3 separate regions of the Homo sapiens genome follow, and regions 1 and 3 are each linked to region 2. A link is a contact called in ENCODE Hi-C or POLR2A ChIA-PET data. All regions are on one chromosome and are shown on one strand. Each heading gives the region's core, a stretch centred on a gene start or an enhancer-like site at or near the end of the contact. The rest is flanking DNA. Distances are from core to core; before and after follow the strand shown. Region 1 has its middle 35 kb from the start of LDLRAD3. Region 2 has its middle 120 kb from the start of LDLRAD3. Region 3 has its middle 15 kb from the start of LDLRAD3.

The links. Hi-C counts contacts between places; a loop is a spot of excess contacts on that map. ChIA-PET counts read pairs that join two places held with the same protein, here RNA polymerase II (POLR2A). Pooled maps may share reads with other maps.
Region 1: a map of posterior cingulate gyrus shows a loop between it and region 2 (2.2-fold over the local background). The contact joins two enhancer-like sites. A Hi-C loop is called at or near these places in 5 of 168 maps with a recorded cell type or tissue (GM12878, dorsolateral prefrontal cortex, gastrocnemius medialis and 2 more), 1 of 37 single-sample maps with no recorded cell type and 7 of 50 pooled maps. POLR2A ChIA-PET finds 5 or more read pairs at or near these places in 2 of 52 experiments (MCF 10A and SK-N-SH).
Region 3: a loop to region 2 is called in a map of PC-9, with 3 times the contacts of the local background. The contact joins two enhancer-like sites. A Hi-C loop is called at or near these places in 3 of 168 maps with a recorded cell type or tissue (PC-9, dorsolateral prefrontal cortex and posterior cingulate gyrus), 2 of 37 single-sample maps with no recorded cell type and 7 of 50 pooled maps. POLR2A ChIA-PET finds 5 or more read pairs at or near these places in 3 of 52 experiments (MCF 10A, OCI-LY7 and WTC11).

Annotation. Positions count from the first base shown.
Region 1 is chr11:35,906,414-35,910,744 of GRCh38, reverse strand. No RefSeq gene overlaps it. Among named protein-coding and RNA genes, the nearest start is that of LDLRAD3, 35 kb to the left of the region's middle. Within about 2 kb of position 2,529, at least 8 of the 41 ENCODE cell types and tissues checked have a DNase peak (open chromatin) inside an H3K27ac peak, as active enhancers do.
Region 2 is chr11:35,820,117-35,824,716 of GRCh38, reverse strand. No RefSeq gene overlaps it. Among named protein-coding and RNA genes, the nearest start is that of LDLRAD3, 120 kb to the left of the region's middle. Within about 2 kb of position 2,481, at least 24 of the 41 ENCODE cell types and tissues checked have a DNase peak (open chromatin) inside an H3K27ac peak, as active enhancers do.
Region 3 is chr11:35,926,636-35,931,446 of GRCh38, reverse strand. No RefSeq gene overlaps it. Among named protein-coding and RNA genes, the nearest start is that of LDLRAD3, 15 kb to the left of the region's middle. Within about 2 kb of position 3,551, at least 6 of the 41 ENCODE cell types and tissues checked have a DNase peak (open chromatin) inside an H3K27ac peak, as active enhancers do.

The DNA.
Region 1 (4,331 bases), core at 1,280-3,779, 86 kb before region 2:
ATCCAACCCAAAATGTCAGTAATGCCAAGGATGAGGAACCTTGGTCTAGAGAGTGACAAATGATGAGAAGAAATAACCAAATGCATGACCCATGCCATTCTGCTCTCTCATTGGAGGGGTAGTGAAAGGTGGGGGGTGGCTAGGGGAACTCACTTTTCCAAGCCTCCCTGTACTAGATCCAAGACCAGGTGGAAGAGGATGGCTCCCAACTCCTGATGGCCGACACCTCAGTCATCTCTTTCATAAAGATTAAAGGAAAAATTCAAATATCATAGCATCTTGATTTCACTGGAACTTATATAGGCAAAACTCCTAGTTTAGCAGACTTTTTTTTTCTCTCTTTATAGAAGTAGAAAGGAGCAAAATACCAGAAGGAAAAGGCTCATTTCAAGAACTTCAAAAACATGTCCTAGGGTTGAGTAGAAATTCTACCCAATCTCCCATTTCCTTTTGTTTTGCTTTTTCTGGACAATGGGAATTGGGGTCCAGAATATTTAGCCTGAGGTCCACCCTGACCCTCAACTATCAGGCAAACATTAAATTGCATTTAGAGTAAACTGTGCTTTTTAAGGCAGGAAACTCAACTCACGCTTTTCAGAGACTTTCAATGGCAAGGGTTGAAGTGAAAAGGATTTTCTGGTTAACTCTGAGATAACCTGGAATCTCCCATACCCAGGGCATTTTGACTAATTGCAGTTTTCCTGTAGTTTACACTTTTTAAGACCTTCTTGATATTGGCAAGGTTTACAGGAAGGGCTACTGACAGTATGAAAAACTCAAATCCAAATTTCCATTTCTGCATTTCATTCCTGTAATGTTGGAATGTATTAAAAACAAAAGTGTAACCTTTTTTTGTAATGTAACAATTCAACTGGGTGGTTTTTTTAAACATCTAAAAACAAAGAAGACATTCTATGGGTAGAGAAGAGTTAACTGGCCTACAGAACAGCAGTGGAAGATAAAAATGGTGGTTCTGACTGGCAACCTGTTTCACATGGACAGCTTTGCATGACTGTGTCTGTTTTGGAAAGTTTGACTTAAAACATTTGCATGATTGTTTTGCTAGGAACGAAACACATTAAGGTAAATGCTTTTGCCTGAATATCCCTAATCTCATTGTGACAGGTTTGTATCCAGCCTGGTTATAGCCAGGACTAACTCTTCTCCCACGTTCTTGCTAATTGGCAGCAGCAGACAGTGTGTGAGTTGGGATATGTGAAAGATGGAGAAAAACAAAAATAAAGCCAAACTCTAAAACTCCAATCATCTTTAATTAGTCAAGAAAAATCAACAGCTTGAGAATGTACACCTACTAAGACAGCGAGAAGGGATGGCTACAAAGTGCTTCTGTCTCTAAGGATCTTGTGCCCCTCATTTAATCTTCCCTGGCGTTTGTTTGTTCCACATGTTAAAAAATGTTATCCTCTGTTTTTACCAGAGGTAGCAGTGCTTAATTTAGAAATTTTAAAAATGCAGAAATATCCGTAATAGATCTGGTGCTACAAGGTCATTCTCCCTGTCTCTGTTTCTCTCCCTGATGGTAGAGAATATCCTATATTGTGAGAATAAAAATAGCCAGAGTCAGATGTCAGTTAATCAGAGTCTACCTAACAGGATGGTTAATCAAAGCACTTTTTTTTTTTCTGTTTAACAACGTGGAATAGTGAAAACATCATCAACTTTGATTCTCTGGAGCCTGGGCTTAAAATCTTCCATGGCTTTCTAGCTGTGTGACTTTAACAAAATCAATGTACTTCTCTGAGACTCAGCTTCCACACTAGTAAAATGGTTTTGTTATAAATACACACACACACACACACACACACACACACATATACACACATATTTTTTTTTGAGATGGAGTCACACTATGTTTCCCAGGCTGGAGTGCAGTGGCACGATCTCGGCTTACTGGAACCTCCACCTCCCGGGTTCAAGTGATTCTCCTGCCACAGCCTCCCAAGAAGCTAGGATTATAGGTTCCCACCACCACGCCCAGCTAATTTTTTATTTTTTGTAGAGACCGGGTTTCACCATGTTGGCCAGGCTGGTCTCAAACTCCTGATCTCAAGTGATCCACCCACCTCGGCCTCCCAAAGCGCTGGGATTACAGGCATGAGCCACCAGGCATGGCCTCGTTTTGTTATTACTAGTAGGTAGTGTGTGATAAGGATAAAAGTAAACAATACATGCAAAGCAAATTGTTGGAACTCAATAGATATTAGTCCCATTCCCTGCCTCTCCAAGACACAACATAACACCTCCCATTCACATAATACACAGTTATTTGTTGTTGTTACTGTTGAGTGTTTTGTTGAATACTTTTAGAAAAAAGAGTAAAAAGTATTAGAAACCAAACCAATAGTGAAGATTTAAATCAAACAAAGGCAACGTCTGTAGCAAGGTCTGGGGTGAATTTATGACAGGTATGACTCATTGTCTTCAGTTTTCTATGCACAAAGGAAATGAGAACTGGCAGTTCTTCAGGATGACCCTAGCATTCTGCAAGATCCTCAATCATCTCTGAAAAGGGACACTGTGTTCCTTTTTGGTTAGGACTGTTTGGTTGCAAGTAACATAAGCTGCCTCAAGCTGGCTTGCATATGCATTTTGAGGTGTGTGTGTACACGTGCCTGTGTGTGGTGAAGGGGTAGTTCAAAGTGCCTTATGGAGCCAAAACTTGTAGAAACTACTCACTGTATATCTTTTTCATTTTTACTTTCCCTTACACTAGTTTTTGCTTCTTGTCCCAAATGGCAGAAAAATTGCTGCCCCACAATTCTAGAGGTTATGTTATAGATCCAAGCGCATGAAGAGACTGATGCAACCAGAGTTTCCCCCAATTTGAAATTCTCAGAGAAAGAAGCTGATTGGTTTAGCTAAGTTCCGCTGTACACCTCAGCTCCAATCATCTGTGGCTAGGAAGACAGCATTGCACAAACACAGGTGAAGGAGGCTTACTCCTAAGATCCTGAGGATGGAAATAAAAGAGGAGTTTCAAAGGGTGGGGAAAGGTGAGTGTCATTAGGTATAGACACACCAAAGGTGTCATTCCAGTTTAAGTAGTAGGGGGGAAGTGAACTAATATAGAATAATTTTTAACAGCCAGAGCCAGAATCTAAAAGGGTTTTGGCTTAGCATGGTGGCTCACACTTGTAATTGCAACACTTTGGGAGGCTGAGGTGGGAGGATCACTTGAGCCCAGGAGTTTGAGACCAGCCTGGGCAACATAATGAGACCCCGTTCTACAAAAATAAAAATAAAAACAAATTAGCCAGGCATGGTGGTGCATGCCTGAAGTCCCAGCTACTCAGGAGGCTGAGGCAGGAGGATCTCTTGAAGGAGTTCAAGGTTGCAGTGAGCTATTATCACACTACTGAACCCCAGTCTGGGCAGCAGAACAACATTCTGCCTATTAAAAAATGAAAGTAAGAAGGTTTTTTTAAATATATACATACCATAGTTAAGCCAAAAAATTCAATTAGACCAAACTTATTTTACCTTTCATGTCAATTATAGCAGACACAGATGCTTGCCTACCTAACAGCCTATTCTCTTTTCTTCTAAGTTGACCGTACCACACATTTACTTGGGTGTCTGCTCCATCATCTTATCAGTCATAGATAACCCCCATCCCTGTGTTTAGATGTAAATTAGTCTAATAGGTGCATTGTGATCCTATTTGCTGTCTAGTTAGTGGCTTAGACATAAGCATGTGATACAATTCTAGCCACTAAAACTCGATAGACAGTCTGCTGATAGGCCTTTTGCAAAGATTTTTTTATTCTCAGTGATGAAAAGAAACTCATAGGAACACTCCTTCTTCTTTTAGATACTTTTAGATCTGGCTGTGATGCGCGGGACTGTGGCAGCCACCTTAGGCCCATGAGGGGACTTAGCATGAGAATGGAAGAACTGAAAGATAGAAAGAACTTGGGTCCTTGATGACATCATTTGAGTCACTGGGTTAACCCACCTTGGACTACTTTACTTCTGGGATTCTTGTTATTTGATAAAAGAAGTGTTCTTATTGTTTAAGCCAGTTGAATTCATTTTTAATTTTTAGTTACTTGAATCCCCAAACATCCTAAATGACATACCTCCAAATTAATACAAATCACAAGCCACAAATGAGACATACTTTAATGAGAGCTGACTTGATAGCATGGAGAACAATTTTGCAAATTCTTAGGAGAAGCTGTCCCTTAGGCAACAGTGATATTGGTAGCCAGGAGATCATAAATCATTTCTAATGCTCCCAGAGCCTTATCAATATACAGAATTTTGCAAGCACAGCAACATTTTTTTTTATATTTATGAAAAAAGCACCT
Region 2 (4,600 bases), core at 1,232-3,731:
AATGCAACTCAGAGGTGGGTTGTGGAGGCCGGAAAGGATGTCAGGGGTTGGAGGGGACAGTGAAGGGCATTGTGAGCAGAGAGAATTGCCTTAAGAAAGGTGAGGTGGAGGGAAGCAGAAGGTATGCCTCGGGTGGAGGAGTCCACTGGTTCCACCAGATCAAAGAGGTCCTGCTCTAACTTTCCCCACTCTGGACAAGTGGACAGATCAGTGAGCTGAAAGGGAGCCCAGGTTTTGGAGGCAGATATCCCTGGGTTTGATTGAACTTCAGTTTGGTTATTTACTCTGTACCTCCCTCGGCCTCAGTTTCTTCATCTGCAAAAGGGCCTTAACAAGGCTTCCCTTGTGGGGGTGCTGTGAGGACCGCAGGGTCTTAGAGCTTTGGGCACAAGTCATAGTGAGTCTCTCTCAAGCTGCCTTACCTTCTGCTCCGAAGCCCCAGGTTAGCTTCCTCCTCAAATCACAGGAACAAATGTAGGCACCATCTGGGTAAAGGAGAAAGGTGGTACCTTCTGGCAGGCTTTTGTGGGCATGAGGAAACTTCCCAGAAGCCCCCGCAAGTCACATGCTCATTTCTGAACCACTCATGACCAAGAGGGCGGGACTTCCCTTACACCAATCAGGTCGGCCCCTGGAGCTGGGAGACTGAGCCTGTTTCTGGAGGCCCCTGGGAGCGGGAACCCCTGCACCCAATCCTGCAAGAAGAGGGAGTAGACACCCACTCGTTAGGCAGCCTGAAGTGCCTGTTCTAGAGGCAGTTTGCAAAATGCCGGCACATAGTAGGTTATCAGTTCGTGGGAACTCACCCTGTGGGGATTGGGCAGATTGCCACGCCAGGTCTGTAGTGCCGGTGGCTACAGACAGGCAAGCTCAAGGTGCCTTTCCTTAATGTTATCTAAGGTCATTAAACCTCTAAATAAAAGGGAAGGCAGAAAATGGAGATTCTGAGACAATCCAAGCAGCTCAGAGTGATTGGTATCAAAATTATAATGTCTATAAAGTCATTTTAAATCCATATTGCATTTGACTTTTTAAAAAACCTGTAACGCTTCTCCCTATTCTCTAAGGTATAACAACAGAGCCCTTTTTATTTAGTTCTCACAACCACGTTAGACTCTTTTGGGGGAAATTATAGAGTCTGTCCTGTTACCTCTTCTGTGCTATCTGGAGGGTCTTTGCACCTGGTGCCACAGTGATTGTGACCCTGGTAGGGGTCAGTCTAGCTGGGTAGAAATCAGCCCCCGCACTTTATAGTTGTTGCACTTGGGCAAGCTGGCCTCTCTGTGCCTCTTCTTTCATCTAGAAAAATAATAGTACCTAGCACTTCAGGTTGTTATGTGATTAAAACAGTTTCATTTTCTCTGACAGAGTGGCCTGTTTAAGATAAGGAGAATTTTTGAATCTGGGTAGATTGGATTCTTGCCACTTCCTGCTATCTCATCAAAGAGCCAAACATAGAACAGGGAGGGCTATGTGAAGGAATGTGCACTTCATCAAAAGCATGCATTCCGTTAATTTAAAGAAATTATAGTATGATTATTCTATCATAGCAACAAGATATAAATAGATATTAATAAGTAAAATCAGGTTAGTTGCTGAAAAAATACCATTCATAATAAGGTTGCATTATATAAATGTTTGTATATGTAAATGTCCTGTAATGCCCATGGACTTTAATTGCTGCATTTGGCATGGAAAATTGCCAGCTCTGCTACTACTAGTGGTGTGATCTCAGGCAACATTCTTTACCTCTCTGAGCCTCAATTTCATTGGCCATAAAATGAGACTAATTTTTTTCTTGTATTAAAGGACCACATGAGATAATGTATGTAAAAAGACTGAAAACTGGAAAGTACAATAGTTTTTTAGGTATTTAATCATTGTTGTAATTAATAGCCACAGTGAAAATATATTCAAGGACAATGTAAAGATTTGAGCTTACAGTTTCAAATACCAACCTTAAGAATGATCCAGAAATACTAAACTCATGTGTTTTTTTGTTTGTTTTTAAAACTATGACATCTATAAGTTGGAGACATTTGCTTTTTGAGACATTGTCTTTTTTATTATATAATCTTTAGTCCTCATGGCATCCTCTTTAGAGACCAAACAGCAATTAGTGAACTGTTTCAGACAGAAATCTGGATGGTCCAAGATCCTGGATTAAGATAGCTCTCTTTATGAATGCATTTTCAGAGTAAACAGGAAAAGTGTATTAAACCAAGCACTTCATTGTGGATAAGGAAAATCGATATCCTGTGGGTTGGACTGTTTTTAGTCTTACTACAAAAATGGATGCACTATTTATACCTGTTTTCTCCAGTCATGGCTATTAGCTCTTCACTTCAAGTTCACTCACTCAGCCACTACGGTGGAGAGCCAGTCATTGTAGGTTAAAAGCAACTAATGTTAGACCCCTGCTGGCCTGGTCTGGCACTGCACGGGGAAACACAATCTCCGATTCTTATTAGTGGGGAAATTGGTTTACAAAAGCAGAGCTGAGACGCCAAGGATTTGGTTTTGCCTCCCTTGATATCTAGGTGCCAATATGGGAGCAAGAAGAAAAGTGGGATTTGCCTTACAATGGAGAAGTTCTTGAGGAGGAACTGGGGATTATAATCTCCCTTCAGGGCGGTTGGGACTTGGATCAGCCTGCCCCACAAGCTCCCTCTTCATTGCTAACAGCTTGGAGGCTGGCACTGAGCTTTTCCATGTGTTCACACTCATTGTTGGTTGCACTCTCCAACCTCTAGGGGGCGCAGAGGCGTTCGCCTCAGCTTTTTTTTTTTTTTTTTTTGAGACAGAGTCTCACTCTGTCCCCAAGGCTGGAGGGGGCAGTGGCGCGATCTCAGCTCACTGCAACCTCCGCCTCCCGGGTTCACGCGATTCTCATGCCTCCACCTACCGAGTAGCTGGGATTACAGGCATAAACCACCATGCCCAGCTAATTTTTGTATTTTTAGTACAGACGGGGTTTCACCATGTTGGCCAGGCTGGTCTCCAACCCCTGGCCTCAAGTGATTCACCCACCTCAGCCTCCCAAAGTGTTGGAATTAGAGGCGTGAGCCACCACGCCTGGCCTTCAGCTTTTTCATTTTGTTGCTCCAAGACAAGGAGCCGGGACTAGGAAGGGTCAAGGGCACGATGGAGCGCTCAATGATACACGTGATGCGGCTGCTACAATAGGAGTCGTCGACTGTGGGTAAAAAAGCAACCAGAATTACAATGCTTTTCCTTCTTGTGGTCTGTACTTTCTCCTCTTCTCTCGTGAAACTGGAATGAATGGGGCCCAGAGAAAACGAAGCACAGAACAAGAGAAGGATAGCAAGAAGGGCCCAAACAAAACAAGAGCCTCAAATGGGCAAAGCTTTTGTTTTGGGGAAAGGGATCTCGGTTAATGCTCCTGTTTGGTAGAAATCAGACATAACAGGAATGAGGTTAGGGAGTGGTAAAGTGGTAAGGGGCTTGGCTCCACTTCCAACTCAGTGTTTTTGGTTAACATGAATAGGTAAACCCTAAAGGATTGGGATTGGGGAATCATGAGAGATGGGAAAAATCCCACTTTTCTTTGCTTGAACATGGCCTAGCAGATGACCTTTTCTTCTCACAGTAGAGAGCTCTAAGGAAGGTTATCAAAGTCCAAAAGTTAGGGTTTTAACTCATTTGACCTACTCTACTGGCCCTATGACTTGAAGGTCACAGTCGTGAGATGGGATTATACTGAGAACCAGGGTATCGTTCAACAATGTTCCTTGATCTCTTCCTCATTAGGGCTTGTGCCTCTTCAGAGTTTGGCTGGAGTGACACAAATCCACTCTTCCCAGTTAAAGATAAGTCATCCTGATTAGCTTCCCAGAGAATGTTCTGTGATTGCAGGAAGGAAAGTTGTGATTGCCAATCTGAACTTGGAGGCCTCAGTGATTTTCGGAAGCACTGTTTGCTGGGCTGAGTCAGCAGAGACAAACCTAACCTTGATTTTCTGGAGAGTGTTCTTCTACAAGGACAGATCCTCAGACACTTAGCCCGTCCCCTATTAATGAATACTGACGTCATTACCACATTTTTTGCCCTTAAAAGCAATGCTACATGATCATTCTTATGCAAAAAGCTTTGTACCTATGTCATATTTCTTTCAGGAAGATTTCTAAAAATGGGGTTGGATACCACCAAATTTCCTATCCAATAACCTGTTTTATTACTACACCAATCAAGTTATGATAATGATGCTAATATTGATAACTATTTCATTTCTTGATAACTTACTATTTGCCAGGTACGGTTTTAAGCACTTTTCACCCATTATCTTATTTGATCCTCTTATCAACCCAGTGTGGCAAGTTCTATTTTGGAGATGAGGAAATGGAGGCAAAGGGCATATAAGTTACTGGTTTAAAATGACTTAGTAAATGCCAGACCCAGGCATTCTGATCTAGAATGCCTCCCATTATTCACTCAAAGACAACTTACCTCTATTTCAAGAATAGAGAGCTTGGGCAAAAGGCAGCCACTGGGCTTAGTGAAGTTGGCCACTTCACCTGGGAAAGGAAGACAACTGGAAACATTTAATTGGAAAAGTTTTTATTGGAAATCTTGAGCCTTC
Region 3 (4,811 bases), core at 2,302-4,801, 110 kb before region 2:
TGCAGGATGGTTAAATAATTCGTATTGCTACAGGCTGGAACAATATGCAACCATTAAAAATCATATTTCAATGACATGAGAAAAGGTCTGCAATAACTAAGTGAAATAAAAACAGGATATAAAGGCCGGGTGCGGTGGCTCACGCCTGTAATCCCAGCACTTTGGGAGGCCGAGGCGGGTGGATCATGAGGTCAGGAGATCGAGACCACGGTGAAACCCCGTCTCTACTAAAAATACAAAAAAAAAAAAAAATTAGCCGGGCGTAGTGGCGGGCGCCTGTAGTTCCAGCTACTCGGGAGGCTGAGGCAGGAGAATGGCGTGAACCCGGGAGGCGGAGCTTGCAGTGAGCCGAGATTGCGCCACTGCACTCCAGCCTGGGTGACAGAGCGAGACACCGTCTCAAAAAAAAAAATAAAAAAAATAAAAATAAAAATAAAAACAGGATATAAAACTGAATATAAAGTGTGACTCCAGTTTAAAGAGTATGTTTGTTCATCTATGTGTGCCTGTGATTGTCAGATAATAAAATAATATTAGCAATGCATTATTTCTGCATAATGATTATTTTTTGTGCGTTTTCAAAGTATCTTTTTGTATTTCTCAAATGCATTGAATGAGCAAGTGTTACTTTTGTAACTAGAAAAATATACTTAAAATGATTATTTTTAAAAACAGCAATTTTTATCCCTACACAATATAAGCAGTAGGAGGACAGGTCTTTACCTGTTCTGTTCACTGATACATGCTCAGAATAGTGTCTGGCTCCTAATATGTGTTCAGTAAATATTTGTTGAATGAATGAAAGTTATAGCCTGTGGTGTGTGCAAATCTATTGTGTGTGTAGGTTATCTGTGGTTTCATAAATAACCATCCTCAAAACAGCAACCATTGTAATAGGCTCATGCATTCTGTGGGCCAGGAGTTCCAACAGGACAAAGTGGGATGTCTTGTCTAATTCCATGATATCTGGAGCCTCAGCTGGGAAAAAAATGTGTGTATTACTCTGCTTTTGCTGCCATAACTATGTTGTTATTGACTTATTGATTTACATATTTTATTTAAGACAGGGTCTCACTCTTGTCACCCAGGCTAGAGTACAGTGAGTGGCACTATCATGGCTCACTGAAGCCTTGACCTCCCGGCCTCAAGTGATCCCCAGTGATCCCCCTGCCTCAGCCTTCCGAGTAGATGGGACTACAGGTGTGTGCCACAACACCCGGCTAATTATTATTATTATATTCTGTATAGGTGGGTGTCCCACTCTGTTGCCTGGGCTGCCTTGAAATCCTGGGTTGATGTGATCCTTTCACCTCAGGCTCCCAAAGTGCTGAGATTACAGGTGTGAGCCACCATGCCTGGCCTGGCCTGGCTGCCCTAACTATGGCTGTCATAGAATGGGTGGCTTAAACAACAGAAATTTATTTTCTTACTGTTCTGGCTCCTGGGAAGTTCATGATCAAGGTGGCAGCCCATTTGGTTTCTGGCGAGGGCTCTCCTTCTGGCTTACAGGGGGCCCCCTTCTTACTCTGTCCTCATACAGTTGAGAGAGAGGAAGGAGCTCTTTGCTGTCTCTTCTCATTAAGACACTGATTTTATCAAACCGGGTCTCCCCTACACCCCGTCATGGCCTTATCTAACCCTAATCACCTCTTAAAGGTCCCATCTCCAAATACTATCATTTTGGGGATTAGGGGTCTGACATATGCATTTTGGGGGTACACAAACAGCCCATAACAACATGAATAGCTGCAGGTGACTTGAAATGTTAGAAGCAAAAATAGCCTGGAAAGGCTGGGTGCGGTGGCTCATGCATGTAATCCCAGCACTCTGGGAGGCCGAAGCAGGTGGATTATCTGAGGTCAGGAGTTCAAGACCAACCTGGCCAACATGATGAAACCCCGTCTCTGCTAAAAATACAAAAAATTAGCCAGGCATGGTGGCGCACGCCTGTAATGCCAGCTACTCGGGAGACTGAAGCAGGAGAATCACTTGAACCCAGGAGGTGGAGGTTGCAGTGAGCTGAAATCACACCACTGCACTCCAGCCTGGGCAACAAGAGTGAAACTCCATCTCAAAAGAAAAAAAATAAAGAAAAAGAAATTGCCTGGAAACTTCTTCCCTCATATGCCTGGGGTCTGGGACGGGACAACTCTGAGGCTGGACTCAGCTGGGACCATCAGCTGAAACATCAACACATGCCCTTCCATCCAGCCTGGACTTTCACATTAGATTTTGCAAGAGTCCGCAATAAACCTTTGCTATGCTAAGCCACTAATACTTTGGGTTGATTGCTGCAGTGTAGCCTACCTTATCCTGGACTAAGAATGATTTTCAAGTATACGGTTATTTAATGTAATGAGATAAACCTTGTTAGCCTAGAGGCTAGCCTAAGGAATGTCTTTCCTTTCCACCATAGGCAATCTGGAAAGCTGAGCTTCTGCTCAGCGAGACACGTGAGATACGCATGACATGGACCAGGGTGCTCGCCTTGTCATGCCACTTACAAACAGTGTGGCCTTGGATAAATTACAGAATCTTTCTGAGCCTCAGTTTTCTCACCAGTAAAATGGGAAGATGATTATAACACTTATCTCAGGATTGTGAGAATTAAGGGATAGGTATCTATTATATGGCACTGGGCACAGCATAAGCACTTATTAAATGTTAGCTGTTATATTACTTCCATTATTACTTCTATTATTATTATTATTATTTTTTGAGGTGGAGCCTCACTCTGTCGCCCAGGCTGGAGTGCAGTGGCACGATCTAAGCTCACTGCAACCTCCGCCTCCTGGGTTTGAGTGATTCTCCTGCTTCAGCCTCCTGAGTAGCTGGGACTACAGGCGCCCGCCACCATGCCCGGCTAATGGTTTTGTATTTTTTTAGTAGAGACGGGGTTTCACCGTGATAGCCAGGATGATCTCAATCTCCTGACCTCGTGATCTGCCCACCTCGGCCTCCCAAAGTGCTGGGATTACAGGCGTGAACCACCGAGTCCGGCCATATTACTTCTATTATTATACAGTCCGCAATCTCTTGAGCTGAAGGCTAGGAGGGTGTCCACTATGCACAGTTAAAAAAAAAAAAAAAAAAAAAAAGCTGAATCAGCACATCCAGAGAGAAAATTGAGTATCTTTTGTGTTTGGTTAGGGCTGAGAGAAAAAAGGAGGCTTTTGAACTCCCAAAGCCATAAACGAGAAGTGAGGAGAAAGGCCTCCCCTTTTGATATATTAAATATCTACTTATGTATACACCACCTGGTTCCATATAAGAAGAGAGAGGAAGACAGACTTCATGCCATCTCATCTTCTGGCAACAAAAACAGGTGCTAAAACAAGGACGGGATGTAAAATAGAAGCAGAAAGTGGCTCCCAAAAAAATCTTACCATGGGAACCTCACTGCAGACTCTGGCTGTGCGCTAAGCTCTCTAGCCGACTGTGCAATAAGTGCAGCCGTGGTGGTTACACAACCTCGCAAGGTTGCACAATCCAGTTTAGGTTCTTCATCACCCAGTCACGCCATTGCCAAAGCATGCTCCCAAGGGAGGGGCTGGGAGGCAAGCCGCTGGCAAAGGTGACTTGAGTAAGGTGCTGGGTGTCATGCCTAGCACTGTGCCACAGGGGCTGAGTCACCCCAGAAATTTAAGGTGTGGCCGCCAGGCCCCTGCCAAGGAGGGCCGGGGGACCCGGAAAAGAGAAGAATCCCATTTTTGCCTTTATCACCATCACTCCAATTCAGAGGAGGGTACGTCTGAAAAAAATTCTCTCTAGCTTGCACTTTTTAGGCCGTTTAATTTTTTATTGTTGAGTATGAACAGTGAAACAGAGCAGTTTCCTGTTTCTTGGCCCCAACCCCCCAACCACCGCTGAGAAATTTGAGTTTAAAACTGCCGGAGAGGAACATTTAAATTCTATAAATTAGCTTCACTAAAGATGCTTAAGCATTTATGAAAACATTCCCATTTTACTCTCGGCGTTATAAAATCTTAAAGAAAAAAAAAAATCCCAAATTGCCACGTGAAGCTAAGCTGGCAGAGAGAGCGATCTGCTCAGTGCAAATATGCCAACAGCTTTACAAATGAGGAATATAGAATCAGGATTAAGAGCCCGCAGATCATTTATCAGTGACAAAACAAAGACTCCTAGCCTCTGGACTCAGAGTCCGCGGAGAATCTAATCGGCTACATCGCATGCCCCAGAAGCAGTGTTCAGTGTTAACTCATTTATACCCACATTAATGCTGGCAGCAGGGAACTCCGTTGTGCCTGCCTTGGTGCCCAGAAGAGCTATTTTGGTGTAAAACAGAGCTCGGCTTCAGGGAAAACCTGGGTTTAAATCCTGGTTTAGCTACTAACCAGCTGGTGACGCTGGACAACGAACTTTATCATTAGAAGACTCAGTTTCCTCCTCTGAACACTGGAGAGAATAATAACATGCAGGCATTCAAGAAGGGATAATTTCCCTGATAACCTTCACTTCTAGACAAACACAATAAACATAACCAAACGACGGAGTGGTTCCATCAAATGTACTTTTTTTTTTTTTTGAGATGGAGTCTCACTCCGTCAGTCAGGCTGGAGTCTTGCTCCGTCGCCCAGGCTGGAGTGCAGTGGCGCGATCTCTGCTCACTGCAACCTCTGCCTCCTGGGTTCAAGGGATTCTCCTGCCTCAGCTTCTCGAGTAGCTGGGTCTACAGGCACCTGCCACCACACCTGGTTAATTTTTTGTATTTTTAGTAGAGATGGGGTTTCACTGTGTTAGCCAGGATGGTCTCGATCTCCTGACCTCCTGATCCACCCACCTCGGCCTCC